4 separate regions of the Homo sapiens genome follow, and regions 2, 3 and 4 are each linked to region 1. The links are chromatin contacts, found by Hi-C or POLR2A ChIA-PET in ENCODE. All regions are on one chromosome and are shown on one strand. The core of a region is the stretch at or near the end of the contact, and the rest is flanking DNA. Distances in the headings are between cores, read along the strand shown.

Region 1 (3,578 bases), core at 409-2,908:
AACTTTGATCCGTTGCAAGGCAAAATGAGTTTCATATTGAAATTAATTCAAACTTTTAAAAATAAAGGCATACAGCGCTTAAATAAAACTCAAAAGCTTTACAGGTTCAACGTTTTTTTTTAAGCCTTTTTAGAAAAAGAGAACCTTTTTTTTTTTCCTGGTTCTGCCTTACCTCAGCCAACAGAAAATACTTTGTTTCAATATAATTTGATATATTTCTGTTTTCCCACTAGCTTCTATTCTTGCAAATATTCATCATTGCCCTTGTTTTGTGATGAGGGAAAGTGAAATGGAGGGAGGAGAAAGGCAAAGATGTACAAAGGGTCAGAATTCAACTGCAGTGGGTAAACTCCTGAAAAATAAAGAAGACCCGACTTCCCCTTTCCTGTGACCAGAAGCAAGCCTCCACACCACCCATCTCAGCAAGTGCATTTTGGGAATAGATACACTTAATTTAATATTCAGAAATTACTTCCTTTCTTCTTGTTCTTCTACACTTTGCCCAAGACAGACTAAAACTTTATCCTAACCCCAGACACATTCTGCAAGATGCCACTGCTAGAATAAACTAAGATTTACAATACAATCACTTTAAGTGCCCCACAGCTAACATCAATCCTAATCCTTGAGAAGGCTAAAAATAAAGATTGGAGGGCAGCTCACAAGGTAGCCGTGATCAAATTAGGAGGCTGAGAGGACAGAGAGGGACGAAGAAGGAAGCTTATAAACATCTGATCCAGCTGACTGTGGCCATATGGCAGCTGCTGCCCAGATAAAGAGATTAAGAATAGAGGAGTGCGATTACAGCTGTCTGGCCAATTCAGGCAGCTCAAATCTACAAGTTCTAAATTAGTCGCTAACACAAAAACTCCTGCAAATAATTATTGTTATGCTGAAATAAAAGATCTCTTAAATATATATTTGAAAGAGAAATGAGGAAACCAGTCAAACTATTCTCCTGGGGACAAAAGTTTGGTTTTTTTTTCTTCTTCTTAAAAACCTGCAGTTTCAACAGCACTACAGCTGTATGTTTCAGTAGTGCTGCTCAATGTTTTGAAGAATAAAGTTTCACAGAGGAATTAATTATACAACAATCTAGCTGCTTAACTAGAATAATCTTCTCATATAAGTTTGAATGCTGGATTCCAGTTTACTATTTCCCCACCACCACCACCCCAATCAAATCTAAATAGCAGTGAACAACAAAAAAGCATTTTAATCCAACGTGATTTCCAAAAGCAGCATTTTAAAGCCTTTCTTAACATTTCAAAACTTGAAATATTTGTGTATTAAAGTTATTTACTCGCTCAAGTAAAAGGGATAAAAAATTAAAACTAAACAAGCTCAAGACTTTCAACTCCAGTAAGATGTTCATTTAATACTCAATTTCATATATTATTCCTAAACTGGGTTAGAAAAGTAATGTGATTTTTAAAATTAAATAAACAAAACACCAAAACAGAAATATGCTCAATCTAATCTCTTGCTACTCCTACCTTTAGGACACATAAACCTGATTAAGTCCTTTCCTCTGAGTCCTGCTGGCTCCAGGTCTGTTACATCGGTGGAAAAAAAGCAGACTAAGAGAGACAGATGCAAAGTGGAGATGATGTTAGAGAGGAATGAGATACCTTCTCCACCACAGATCCGCACACACTAACTCCCTGTCTGTGTGTTAGAATAAAAGGCTGAGGGATGGCAGGCTGTCAGCTGCTCTGACATCATGTTCAGATGGAAATGCTACCTCCAGCTGTGCTCCTTTTAATGCCATATGCTACTCCTCTACACTCCTGCCACCAGCTTTTTCTTAGGAGAACTTTTCTCTTCTGTTAGTATAAACAAAATACTTCAAAGTCTTCCTTTTTTTCCAAACTTTCTAACAGAAGAAATTGAAAAACTCAGCATATGGAGTTCTACTGTATTTATGGAATAGCAACACTTCTGTCTTAAGTTGGTGGACTGGCTTACATACTGACAGCACACTCAAGCCACGGTGCTATTCAGGAAATCCAGATTCACTTTTATTCAACTCCAACGTTTAGTTTCTAAAGCAGTTTAGGGATATTTTTAAACCAACCCATTTGACATCTCCAGTCCCATTTCAACATTATTACCGCACTTTTTTATTTTTTTCTGCTGAGATAATGGTATACATGTCTCAAATGTTGGCAGACTTGTTCAGAACTATTACTTCAGACTGGTTCACCTTATTATTTCACTCTTATGTAATTACTTATCTACAACTACCTTCTCAGAAAAATTTCTTACACTGCCACAGTCAATGCAAATTTCAATTCTCGGTACCAACAAGCTGAAACTGCACTTTCTGAAATCCTGGAAAGTACTTCAGTTCAACGAGACCAATTAATAAACTGATACAACCTGCTCCAGTCACTTAAAATGAATGCTGCACCTGCATATCTGATCTTTCTGCTCAGAAAAAGCAGAACCTTGCCTTCCCCTTGATCTGTGTCCCTTAACAATCTTTTTTTTCTTTGGGGGGGGGTCACTCTAATGTTTATGATCACAAGAAAATCTTTGTGTGGGGGGAAGCCAGGTCTAGTAAGTTTGAGAACTTTTCAGCCAGTTTGTGGGTCTTTTCTAATAGCTGATGAAACTGTAACGCGACCCGGGCTGGGCTGACCGGTACCGGGCAGGGTGCTGCGACATCTCTGAATGTCAAATACATCTCCTCAGACTCTTGGGAGGGCGAGGGGTAGAAAAGGAACTGGGGCCTGAGGCGCCAGCGTCCCAGCCCTGGTGATAACCACTTCGTTCCCATTAGAAAGCCGTGGCGGAGAGTTAAAGAGTAACAAAACCCGACGACTCCGTCCTGTCCTTCTCGCTTTCCCAAAGTCACAAACCTAACTTTCTCCAACTTCGCGGTGAGTGACATAATTATGAACACTTAGTCCAGGAGACATCCTCGGGAGATCAATTTCTTCCCAGCCACACCACCTATTCTCCACAAATGCCCTCGACCCATTCCAATATATCAGACATTAATCACCCCATTTACCCAGTGGGGTGGGGGGTGAGTGACAGTTTAATGAGTCCCGGGCACCGCAATGGGCCAGCAACTCCCACTCCACAAATCAACCCCTTCACGTCTCGCTACCGCGGATCCATAGAGGTTTTGTGAGGTTGGGGTTTTGTTTTTCAGAGAGGTGGGGGCGGGGGTGCCGAGTGGGGAAGCAATGCAAATCTTTACGTAGTTCGCCGTGCATAAAACACACGGGGAAAGAGGAAGGTTAAAACCACAGGGAAGGAGGTGGAGGGCGCAGAGCCGGTGCAGCAGGAAAACACCTTAAACAACAGAGGAGAAAACAGACCCGGGTCACGGCAACAACAAAAGAAAAGTCGTAAGAAGCAGCCAGCGGGAGGAGAGTGGTTGCTACCGCTTCCCCGATGCCGCGACGCGCGAGCCCCCGGGGCCTCCGGGCAACTGCACCAGCCCGGGAGGGCCCCCTCCCCCGCCGGCCCCCTCCCCCGGGCGCCACTGCAGCTGCACCGGTCCCCGGAGCCGCGGCCGTCCCGGGCGCCACTGCAGCTGCGGCTGCTCCCAAGCCCCCTCCCCC
Region 2 (3,578 bases), core at 600-3,099, 2.9 Mb before region 1:
CAGAAAAAAGAAAATTACATTTCCAAAAGGCAGCATTATCTCTGAAAGAATATGGGCCAGGCATGATATCCATGCCTGTAGTCCCAGCTGCTCGGGAAGCTGAGGTGGGAGGATAGCTTGAGCCTAGAAGTTGGAGGCAGCAGTGGCACTGATGAGGCCATAGTGCCTGCGAATAGCCATGCACTCCAGTCTGAGCAACACAGCAAGACACAGTCTCTACAAAAATAAAAATAGGCTGGGCATGGTGGCTCATGTCTGTAATCCCAGCACGTTGAGAGGCTGAGGCAGGAGGATCTCTTGAGCCCAGGAGTAGAGACCAGCTTGGGTAACACAGTGAGACAGTCTCTACAAAAAATAAAAAATAAGGCCGGGCGCGGTGGCTCACGCCTATAATCCCAGCACTTTGGGAGGCTGAGGCAGGTGGATCACGAGGTCAAGAGTTCAAGACCATCCTGGCCAACATGGTGAAACCCTGTCTCTACTAAAAATACAAAAATCAGCTGGGCATGGTGGCGCACACCTGTAGTCCTAGCTACTCTGGAGGCTGAGACAGGAGAACCTCTTGAACCTGGGAGGCGGAGGTTGCAGTGAGCCGAGATTGTGCCACTGCACTCCAGCCTGGTGACAGAGCGAGACTCCGTCTCAAATAAATAAATAAATAAATAAATAAATAAAATAAAAAAATTAATGGGACGTAGTGGCGCATGGTGGTCCATGCCCATAGTCCCAGCTACTTGGAGGGCTGAGGTAGGAGGATCATTTGAGCCCACGAGTTCGAGGCTGCTGTGAGCCTTGATTACACCACTGCACTCCAGCCTGGGCGACAGAGCGAGACACTGTCTCAAAAATAAAAAAATTTAAAAAGCACATATGAAAGGTAACAGAAAAGTAGAAACTTTCCTGATAAAAGAGCATCTTCTTAAAATCCCTACTCTACCTCATGTTATAATCCTTTTACTTACTACTTAGTATTAAGGATACGTTCCCTATCTGTTTGAAACATGTTTGGCGCTGGGATTTGCTTCAAAGGAAGATACTAACAAGAAATAAGAAATTCCACAATGAAAACCCGCGGTGACCAAAAAGATAACAGTGATTTGGGGTAAAATTTTGACTAAAAAGATTAGGCTAGGCTGCGCGAGCATTTTTGGCCATGAAAGCACAGGAGGATGCTAGAAAAAACAGCACCGTGGAAAAAGCGTTTCCCCAGAAGTCTGGGAGCCCACCTTTGGCATGAAAAGCGGGAGCACAGGTTGTAGTGAGCCAAGATCGTGCCACAGCACTCCAGCCTGGGCAACAGAGCAAGACTCCGTCTCCAAAAAAAAGAAAAAGAAAAAAAGAAAAGTGGGAGCACAGAACAGAAAATACAGAATGCAAGCTGCCAATTATGGGAGAAAGATTATCACTCGGCCCCCAGCTGGCAGGGCCACACGATTACGTGACAAGAGAGTCCGCCTGCAATCGCAGCAGGCGGCTGGCAGAGCCCGGCGCGACCCCCAGCGAAGACTACCACTCCCAACTGCGCACGGGGCGCGCCGCCGGGGCCGCCAGGGCGGCTTCACGCGCAAGGCACTGTGGGACTCGTAGTCTTTCTCCCCACCAGCTCCTCGGAGGCGGAGAGACCCGATTTTTTTGTAAATGATCCGCCCTTCCAGGCCCTGCTTCTCTTTCCTCCCTTTCCCTCCCACCTCCTTCTTTCACCGAGAGTTTGAAAATTCCCGCGGAGCCGGCGCTAGAGCGCGGAACCATCGCGAGAACTCTGGTCCCTGCAGCCGCGATCTCCCGCCGGTTCTCCCCTCCCTCTCCGCCCTTTCCTCTGCTCCCTCCCTTCCGGGGCGTGTGGAACTCGGTTTTGTCGGCGCAGGGTAATGCGCAGAGCGGGGCCGGCGCTGTCCGAGGCGAGCAGGCAGCGTTGCAAGGGGAAGGACCCAGAAGCGCGGCGGGAGCAGCGACTGCGTTTTAGCCGCTGAGCGGTCTGCAGGCCTACAGCCCGCGAAGGCACTCTCGGGGGCGTGTGGCTCTGAGGTGGCCGGGGAGGTCGCAGGCGGCGGCCGGAGCGCAGAGGAGCGGCTTCAGCCGGGCGGAGGGGTGTGAGCCCGGCCCGTGGCGGCCACGTCTCCCGGGAGATGCTGTGACGGACCCGCACGGGAGGAGCTCGCGCCTGGCCTGGCGACCCGGTGGACTCGGCCCGCGGCGGCGCGCTCACCCGCCCCGTTCAGGTAGGGGGAAGGGAGGGAGGGGGTTGGGCCCGCGCGGCGGAGGGCGGGTCGCGCGGCCTGGACCCGCGGCGGCGGCGGCGGCGGCGGCGGCGGCGGCGGGGCTTCTGCCCCGCGAGCGCCGGGCCTAGGCCGGGCGTGCGCGGGGCCAACGGATGGGGCTCGAGGGGGCGAGCGGTGGCGGTGGCGGGTACGGCAGGCTCGCGGGCGCCGGGCTTCGTTACATAATCTCGGACCGGAGGAGCGGCGGCACATGGCGGCGGAGCGGCGCTGGTGGTTCGCGTCCTGCGCCGGCAGTCGGGTCCCTTTACGGACGGCCGGGGCCGCGACCCTTTCCCACTGTTCTCCCACGCGATGGACTCGTTGGCGGGCCTTTCCCCGAGGGAAGCGGCCGGCGTGCTGAGCCTGTCCTGTGTTGGCGTGTGTTCCACATGCGCTTGGGCCTGGCCACAGTGAGTAGTCCTGGCGGGGAAGAAGTTGGACTCGGGGCTCAGCCGTGAGGTTCCAGCTCACCCGATTGGTCAGATCAAGGAGATTTAAAATAAAAGCACATCTTGGGGTGCTTTGCCTTCCTTTTTCCTACCTGGGAAACAGGACGGTTTCTTTTGCCACTGGTTGACTGTTTTGGTTTGGGTGTTTTGTTTTGAGAGATGGGGAAATTTTGTTCTCAAAGCTTACGAGGTTCATACTATCTGTGTGCAAAGTTTTATGAGATGAGCGTTATTTTTATTTCCAAATCGTCAGTTGTAGAAATTTTTGGAAGAACTGGGTTCTTCATAGAACAAAACGTAAATCCTTTGGGGAAATCCTAAACGATATTTATTCTCAGAATATCCTAAAGAACCTGTAGATTTTAAGAACTGTCTTTGGCTGGGCGCAGTGGCTCCTGTCTGTAATCCCAGCACTTTGAGAGGCTGAGGCGGGAGGATCGCTTGAACCCAGGAGTTTGAGACCAGCCTGAGCAACATGGCGAGACCCCCCCTTTTTTTTTTTTAAACTGTTTTTTTGTGAGCTTTCACTGATAGAGTCTCTTAGGAGAGAAGAAATTAGAGTGGTTTACTTATTTCGGAGGATTTGACCTGGGATGACAAGCCCAGTTAAGGTTAATACTTGAAGGGATGTTTTAAGTGTGCCAAGCGCTATGGGAAGTCTACGTTGTCTCTGTACTGTGATTTTTGGATCCTGATCCTTCAGTAACATACTACCAAGCTGTCACGAGTTTGCAAACAACAATAATTATCTTGAAAAAATTTTTAAAACATCATGTCAACCGGGAATTGGTGGCGCCTCTAGTCGCGCGCCTACTTGGGAGGCTGAGGCGGGGGGAACGTTTGAGCTTCAGCCTCAAACTGAGAGTTCGAG
Region 3 (3,578 bases), core at 798-3,297, 2.5 Mb before region 1:
TATGTCTAAATCCTGATCATAAAGTTCATCTTTAAGGTGAAATCAACATTCTCAGCACCTGGGACCTCAGAAAAAAAATAAGATGTACAAAAATCTCTTATTATTCAAGTACCTTCAATTACAAACAAGTGAACCATCAACACTGTAAAAAGGGAATATTATAATGTAATTCTCTTTCCCAAAACCAAGAGAAAATAATAACACTCAAAAGCAAAATAAAAAATGACATCAGTTTTTCTAGGACTCAGTAGGCTAACTTTGGTCCACAAACATTATGAAATAAGACAGTGCATTTTAAAATAACTGTTTTGTTTTTAACCACAATGTGTTTATTTTTCTTTTTCTCTTTTTCTTTCTTTCTTTTTTTTTAAGGAGACAGAGTCTATGTTGCCCAGTCTGGCTTCGAACTCCCGGCAGCAAGTGATCCTCCCACCTTGGCCTCCCAAAGTGCTGGGATTACAGGCATGAACTACCATACCCAGCCACCACAGTGTTTTTTTTAAAAAGTCAGAAATTCAACGACACATTTCTATGAGTGAACCATGAAGACATAATTCTATTTTATCTGATTTAAAAATATTTAGGACTCCAGGTCCTGGAGGGGGAAAAAAGTGTATTTCTGAATCTATGAAAATGTTTTTTAAGGGGAGAGGGGGAGGCAGCTCAGTAATGGAGAGAGGTTCAGAGGATGCAAAGTCACCTCTAGAAAATTGTCAGTGAGAAAACTGTACGAAAAAAGAATTTAAGCAAATTAAGACCAATGAGTGAGTCCCCACAGTTTGCACAACAGTTGATGAGATATTTTCTATGATGTCCTAACAAATTTATAATACACAAAAGGTCATATTTAGTTGTCAATTCTTTATCCGCTTGAGCTTCATCAGATGAGTATAATCTTCAGACTATTTGCTGGGTGATACATTCCTTAGGAACCTTTTCCTCGTGCATTTAAATGCCAAACTCAATTACACTCTCAGTAGAGTAAGCAGAAAGGATTGTACGTATTCTAAGACACGGAGTTGATTGGCTGCCGTTTCTTGCCTTGGTGGTAAGGATAATGGGTAAAAGCTCTAAGTTTGATCCTGAAACACGGAAAACACTCTCAAAGAACCGTGTCTTCTAACATTGCCCAATAGGTAAAAAAAAAAAGACTGCCAAAATTTCCATTACAGCATCCTATTTTTAGTCTTCAAAATTGGGTCTTTTAAATCGCATTCCACAGTACGATGTGTTTGACTAAGTTTACATAAGGAATACAGTAAGCATCCTAAAGTCTTAATCTTTTTAAGCTTAGAAAGGAATTGTAAGCTTTTACATCTTCATTTTTAATCTTAACTTTAAGTCTTTTAAACACACAAACTGAAAAAATTAAGGAAAATATTGGCCCAGAGAGAGGAATGGAAGGGAGACACCACGCGGTTCTTGACAACCAAAGTGGTAGTGATGGGGGGGACCAGGTGTGGGGGGGAAATGAAAACCATCCACGAGGGTGGGGAGAGCGGGCTGTGGGCCACACAACAGAAAGGAACGGAGACCGTGGAAGCCGCAGGCTCCTCCAGGAGCCGGGTGAGGAACGACTTCTGGCGCTAGTCCCCTAGGGAGGGAGAAATTGGCGCGACGCGCAGCAATAGGAGACCCACAGTAGCTGAGAAAGGAGAGGAAAACAGGCGACCTGAGAGGCGGAGGAGGTAAGGGGACCGGGCTACACCTCACCCGGAGGGCAGAGGCTGCGCGGCTGGAGGAGGACAGCGCAGGGGGAGGAGCGAGAGGCTTCCGAAAGGCTTTCCATCCCGGCCGCGAGCCGGCGGGTCCCCTGCATCCCGCTCCTCCTCTCCTCACCTGGGAATCGGAGGCGCAAGGAGGGCTACCGCTGGGCGCCGGGTCTGTTTCCAGCCCCACTCGGCGACATGGCGGCCGACGTGCTGTCACGGAGCTTGCTCGGGTCTCCCCTGGCTCCGGTGGAGGAGACACCTCTCGCCTTTCCGCCCCGCCTCCCTCTGCGCACCCCTCGCGGCTGGCCGGCTGGAGGCTGGCGGCCCGCGACCGCGGAGCATAGAGCACTGGCGGCTAGAGAGGAAGCGCAGAGCGCGGACAACCATAGAGTACGAGTCCGGACACCAGCCGGATGGTCGGTCGCTCTCCTCAACGGTCCACTCACAATCCTCGGGCGGCTGAGCCGAGGCGGAAGCGGAAGTGAGGGAGAAAAGCAGGAAGGCTCCGCTGTTCGCATGCGCAGGCTCTAGTGTTTACTTCCGCTTGACCTGGCCCGGACGCCAGAAAATGTTCCACGTGGGATACCCTGCGTGGGGTTCACTGTAGTAGCTGCACTAGGTGATTCTTGGAGCGGGCCTGAGAGACAAGGACATGTGGATCCCAGTGGTCGGGCTTCCTCGGCGGCTGAGGCTCTCCGCCTTGGCGGGCGCTGGTCGCTTTTGCATTTTAGGGTCTGAAGCGGCGACGCGAAAGCATTTGCCGGCGAGGAACCACTGTGGGCTCTCTGACTCCTCTCCGCAGCTGTGGCCCGAACCGGATTTCAGGAATCCGCCAAGGAAGGCGTCTAAGGCCAGCTTAGACTTTAAGCGTTACGTAACCGATCGGAGATTGGCTGAGACCCTGGCGCAAATCTATTTGGGAAAACCAAGTAGACCTCCACACCTACTGCTGGAGTGCAATCCAGGTGAGTCCAGCTGAATTGCATTTTCTTGGATGTTCATCATTTATTCAAACGTATTGACCCTCCTCGGGGTGCTATTTTAGATACTGGGGGGTCTTTTTTGTTGTTCTTTTGCTTTGAGACGGAGTCTCGCTGTGTTGCCAGGCTGGAGTGCAGTGGGGCGATCTCGGCTCCCTGCAACCTCCGCGTACCGGGTTCAGGCGATTCTCCTGCCTCAGCCTCCCGAGTAGCAAGAACTACAGGCGCGCGCCACCACGCCCAGCTAATTTTCTTATTTTTACTAGAGACGGGATTTCGCCGTGTTGGCCAGGATGGTCTCGATCTCTTGACCTCGTGATCCTCCCCCCTAGGTCTCCCAAAATGCTGGGATTAGAGGCGTGAGCCACTGCGCCCGTCCAGATACGGGTCTTTGTTTGAAGCTCCTTAGTTGGAGAGATTGCCCACTACATAAGCGTAGAGTCTGTATCGTTAATGACACCACAAAGTATTTCTGTAGCAGCTTGCACTTTACACAATATTTTGATAAAACATGCTCTTAGATCTTATCTCCCCAAAAGAGTTGCAAGCCTCTGCCAGCTGAAAAAATGATGTTATCTTATTCTTCCGTGCATTCCCTATAGACCATAGCAGGATGCTAAGAACACAAGATTTATAGGCTTTTTGAATGATAGTTTTTTAAAGCACCATTTCATATCACAGGGAGTCAGTTCTGTTTAGGCTTGACAATCTCTTTGATGGTTAAAGCATCCGTGTAGTCCGTGAGGAAGTGATAGGCTAGAGGCAATCTATTTTGCTGTGACTTTTTTCTTCTAAGAGGTAGTGAATCATGGTGATGAAGAGTGCAAGTTTTGACCTGGTGCGGTGGCTCACGCCTGTAATCCAGCACTTTCAGAGGCCGAGGCGA
Region 4 (3,578 bases), core at 737-3,236, 2.4 Mb after region 1:
TCTCACTCTAAAATCCTTAAATACTCTTAGTCTGTAAGAGAGTGCTCCTGACCGAAATCGGCCAGAAGCCCCTCTTAGGTTTATTCTTCCAAATAACACTGTCTGACTGTTGAGCTGCTATTAGTGTTTCTTTCCTCTTTCTTTAACTCTTACAAACTCCTTGCCCCATCTCCCATAGCTCCTGGCTCAACCTCCTGAGTAGCTGGGACCACAGACATGTACCATCTTGCCTGGCTAATTTTCTATTTTTTGAAGAGTTAGGGGGCAGTTCTCACTTTGTTGCCCAGGCTGGTCTTGAACTCCTGGGCTTAAGAAATCCTACTGCCTCGGCCTCCCAAAGTGCTGGGGTTACAGGAATGAGCCACCACGCCTGACCCCTATTTCTTCATGGCATTTGTCAGTGGCTGACACCCTACGTATTTATCTAATTTTTGTTTGTTCTCCCAACACGACTGGAATGTGAGCTTTATAAGGGCAATGACTCAGCAATGAAGAATGAATAGGAAAAAATATAGCGAGTTCTTTATTCATTCATTCAAATTACTATTTATTGAGAACTTACTGTAGACTAGACACAGAAAACACTTTCGACATTAAACATATAGAACTTGTTAAATAGTTATGTTTTGTTCAGTGGTTGTACAAATCTAAAATTAACAATTAAAAGTGTGTGTGTGTTTTTTAAGGGGTGGGTGGGTAGGAAGTCTCACAGATGGCGAGTCCAGAGCAGAAGCCTTGAAGGAAAATCAAGGTGTCAAAGGCAGAGCACACTGCCCCTTAGCTATTGCTCAGTGCACCAGGGTGGAGAGCTGCTGCCAGCCTATTAGATCCTCTCTCCAGGGAATTCAGAATGTGGATTGATCCAAGCTAGTCATTCCCTACTGATCTTTCAAACAGAGGTGAGGCACGCCCGTATGGAGAGCAGTTTCTTTAGCTTGCACAAACCCTGTGTTCGTCACCAGTGTCCAGGACAGGCTGCAGGTGTGGCTGGGGACTGTGATCTTCTTGTAGGGCCTCCTTAGGGATTGTGCAACCACAAAGGCAGAAGCAGCTCTTGCAGAGTGTGATGACGTTCACAACCTATATTTGACTTGTACTATATTCTCATCACTACAGGAGAAGAGGCCCAATGGGAAATGTGTGCTGTTCTAAATATAGCACCTGCCTCCTATACCTGCTAGATTTAGGTTGAATCTTTCACTGCCTGTGAAGGACTTTAGCAGGCCTCAGTGACCGGAAAGATCTACCCACGCTTTCAAGCACAGGAAGGACGGTATTGGAAGGCCTTGGGGTCCAGCCCAGGGCTTAAAGTCAGTTCCATTGGAATGCCATTTTCAGAGAGTTTTCATCCCAGACTCTCCAAGGGTGGCAGGCTCTTGTATCAGCCCTGGGACATGTGTCCTCTAGCAGTCAGGTAGTTAGGCAGGCACCTGTCTATCAATTTGTTGTTTTTCTTCTCAGTTTTCCGGTAAGACTACCCCGAGCTCTTCAATGTTTTCTTTGCTTTTGTTTACATTGAGTGTATGACGCGGGATGGGCTTCGTAGGCTGGTTGTGGGTTATTACAGCTTCCCAGGAAGGGGAGAAACCCAATTCTTGCCAGCACGTGGTGGGCGCAGGCGCTCATAAATACTTAGGAATAAATGAATGTATAAGTGAGTGCATGAATGGGTGAGTGGACACGAAGCTTTCAAGGTGGGTGCAGGGAGGTGGGGGTGTGAAGAGCCATCGAGGCTACCCTGCGGCCCTGGCCCCCAGGCTATCCCGCGACGCGCGTCCACGCCGACCAGCGGAAGGTGCCCAGCCAGTGGGGGCGGGGCGAGCTAGCCGCGAGGACGCGCCCGCGGGGGGGCGGGGCTAAGAGGACGCGCCGGGAGCAGCGGAGCGACGAGGACAGGCCGCGGGGAGGGGCGGGGCCACGGGGGGTGCGCCGGGCGGAAGGGGCGGGAAGAGGGCGGGCCCGGCGCGCGGTAGCGCGGGCCCCTCAGTGCACAATGGCTAGAGCAGGCGGCGGAGCCCCAACCCCACCCAGTGCGGAGCGCGCCGCGAGCCCCGCCGCAAGCTGAGCGCCTCCGCCCGCCAGGCGCGCCGGCGCCGGGCCATGTACTCGGGGAACCGCAGCGGCGGCCACGGCTACTGGGACGGCGGCGGGGCCGCGGGCGCTGAGGGGCCGGCGCCGGCGGGGACACTGAGCCCCGCGCCCCTCTTCAGCCCCGGCACCTACGAGCGCCTGGCGCTGCTGCTGGGCTCCATTGGGCTGCTGGGCGTCGGCAACAACCTGCTGGTGCTCGTCCTCTACTACAAGTTCCAGCGGCTCCGCACTCCCACTCACCTCCTCCTGGTCAACATCAGCCTCAGCGACCTGCTGGTGTCCCTCTTCGGGGTCACCTTTACCTTCGTGTCCTGCCTGAGGAACGGCTGGGTGTGGGACACCGTGGGCTGCGTGTGGGACGGGTTTAGCGGCAGCCTCTTCGGTGAGTTGGACTGGGAGAAGGCAGCCTCCCCTCTGCAAACTTCCACTCCCCACCCCGCTGCCCGCTCCGTGCGTCCGCCCCCCAGCCCGCCCCGCACCGCTTCCCGCTCGGCCCCGCGCCCCCCGCCCTACACCGCCCCGCTCCCCGCTCGCCTCCTCAACGCTGCCCGACCCCAGCCGCATGGCGGGTGCCTTCCTCTTCCTCCGTCCCCTCCCGCCCCACGCTGTCCAGGACTCCATTCCTGTGGTCTCTCATCTGCCCCCCACGTTGACCCCAAACCCCGGCCCGCCTCCTTTCTTATTTGTTTTTACCTCCTAAGATCACTCAACAAGGCACGAAACCACGGCTTTTTACACTTTGAGGAAAGAGACGAGGGCCTGTAGAGTCAAGAGATTCAAGAAAAAAAGTGATTAACTCGTGAAAGTTGGAGGGAGTGATGAGATTAGATTCATGTACTACTATTTGTTTCCTAAAATGAGAGTAGAAAACCAAAATAACAATGTGTAAAAAAAAATTCTCATTAGTACTTGTAAACCTTTGAATGCTTTCTAGGGAATGAGACAGTTTCATTCAGGTCCTCAGAATGCAAATTGGCATGTGCCCTGTAAGCTGTTTTTACTATTTTCCGTCTTATAGATGGGTTCCAGCACACCAGAATCTTGGGTGAGATTACAAATGGCTCAGCCAATACCATCTCAGGTGAACAAATACTGTAATTAGCTCTGCAATCGGTAGATTTCATTAAAGTAGAACTTCATTGTTGAAGATGTATTTCGACAGTACTCTTATTATGGAAGATTTAAGTTTCACTGAGACATGATGTTTTGAAGGATGATCAACAACTCAGCAAATCATTGAAGGAAGCGTAGAAAGGAAATTATTTTTTTGTGTGCCTCAGGAATTTCATTTGTAGGGAGATTTGAAATAGAAATGTGTATTTCTCAAGGCTTAAAGTTCCTTTTTTAAATCCTGAAATCCATTGATACTTTATTGCTTTAATCTTGGTAGGTTTGGGAGAACAAAAATCTTTGTAGAATTATCAAAAATATTTTCTTATTCAGTAACCTCTATGCTATGACAAACCCAAATATTATATTTGTAATGA

What was found. A loop is a pair of places that touch in the nucleus more often than their neighbours do. ChIA-PET counts read pairs that join two places held with the same protein, here RNA polymerase II (POLR2A). Pooled maps may share reads with other maps.
Region 2: a map of CD8-positive, alpha-beta T cell shows a loop between it and region 1 (29-fold over the local background). The contact joins the promoter of AHCTF1 here to the promoter of ZBTB18 in region 1. A Hi-C loop is called at or near these places in 2 of 168 maps with a recorded cell type or tissue (CD8-positive, alpha-beta T cell and ascending aorta) and 6 of 50 pooled maps.
Region 3: a loop to region 1 is called in a map of B cell, with 10 times the contacts of the local background. The contact joins the promoter of CNST here to the promoter of ZBTB18 in region 1. A Hi-C loop is called at or near these places in 3 of 168 maps with a recorded cell type or tissue (B cell and naive thymus-derived CD4-positive, alpha-beta T cell), 4 of 37 single-sample maps with no recorded cell type and 10 of 50 pooled maps. POLR2A ChIA-PET finds 5 or more read pairs at or near these places in 1 of 52 experiments (activated T-cell).
Region 4: a loop to region 1 is called in a map of ascending aorta, with 5 times the contacts of the local background. The contact joins the promoter of CHML here to the promoter of ZBTB18 in region 1. A Hi-C loop is called at or near these places in 3 of 168 maps with a recorded cell type or tissue (ascending aorta and naive thymus-derived CD4-positive, alpha-beta T cell), 6 of 37 single-sample maps with no recorded cell type and 17 of 50 pooled maps. POLR2A ChIA-PET finds 5 or more read pairs at or near these places in 3 of 52 experiments (B cell, CD4-positive, alpha-beta T cell and CD4-positive, alpha-beta memory T cell).

What each region holds. Positions count from the first base shown.
Region 1 is chr1:244,049,363-244,052,940 of GRCh38, reverse strand. ZBTB18 (zinc finger and BTB domain containing 18) reads right to left here and starts at 1,658. Exons shown (of 2, transcript NM_205768.3): 1 at 1,497-1,658. The coding sequence starts at 1,509. RefSeq lists enhancers at 382-883, 2,600-2,649 and a silencer at 2,330-2,419.
Region 2 is chr1:246,930,219-246,933,796 of GRCh38, reverse strand. AHCTF1 (AT-hook containing transcription factor 1) reads left to right here and starts at 1,849. Exons shown (of 36, transcript NM_001323342.2): 1 at 1,849-2,219. RefSeq lists enhancers at 1,467-1,516, 2,637-2,726 and a silencer at 2,197-2,296.
Region 3 is chr1:246,564,925-246,568,502 of GRCh38, reverse strand. It overlaps CNST (consortin, connexin sorting protein), which reads right to left and starts at 2,047. Exons shown (of 11, transcript NM_152609.3): 1 at 1,840-2,047. TFB2M (transcription factor B2, mitochondrial) reads left to right here and starts at 2,242. Exons shown (of 8, transcript NM_022366.3): 1 at 2,242-2,677. The coding sequence starts at 2,365. RefSeq lists enhancers at 1,443-1,942, 1,983-2,042, 2,273-2,552.
Region 4 is chr1:241,638,777-241,642,354 of GRCh38, reverse strand. It overlaps CHML (CHM like Rab escort protein), which reads left to right and starts at 1,986. Exons shown (of 2, transcript NM_001381853.1): 1 at 1,986-2,473. It overlaps OPN3 (opsin 3), which reads left to right and starts at 1,986. Exons shown (of 4, transcript NM_014322.3): 1 at 1,986-2,473. The coding sequence starts at 2,101. RefSeq lists silencers at 1,657-2,236, 2,567-2,616 and enhancers at 1,719-2,288, 2,289-2,859.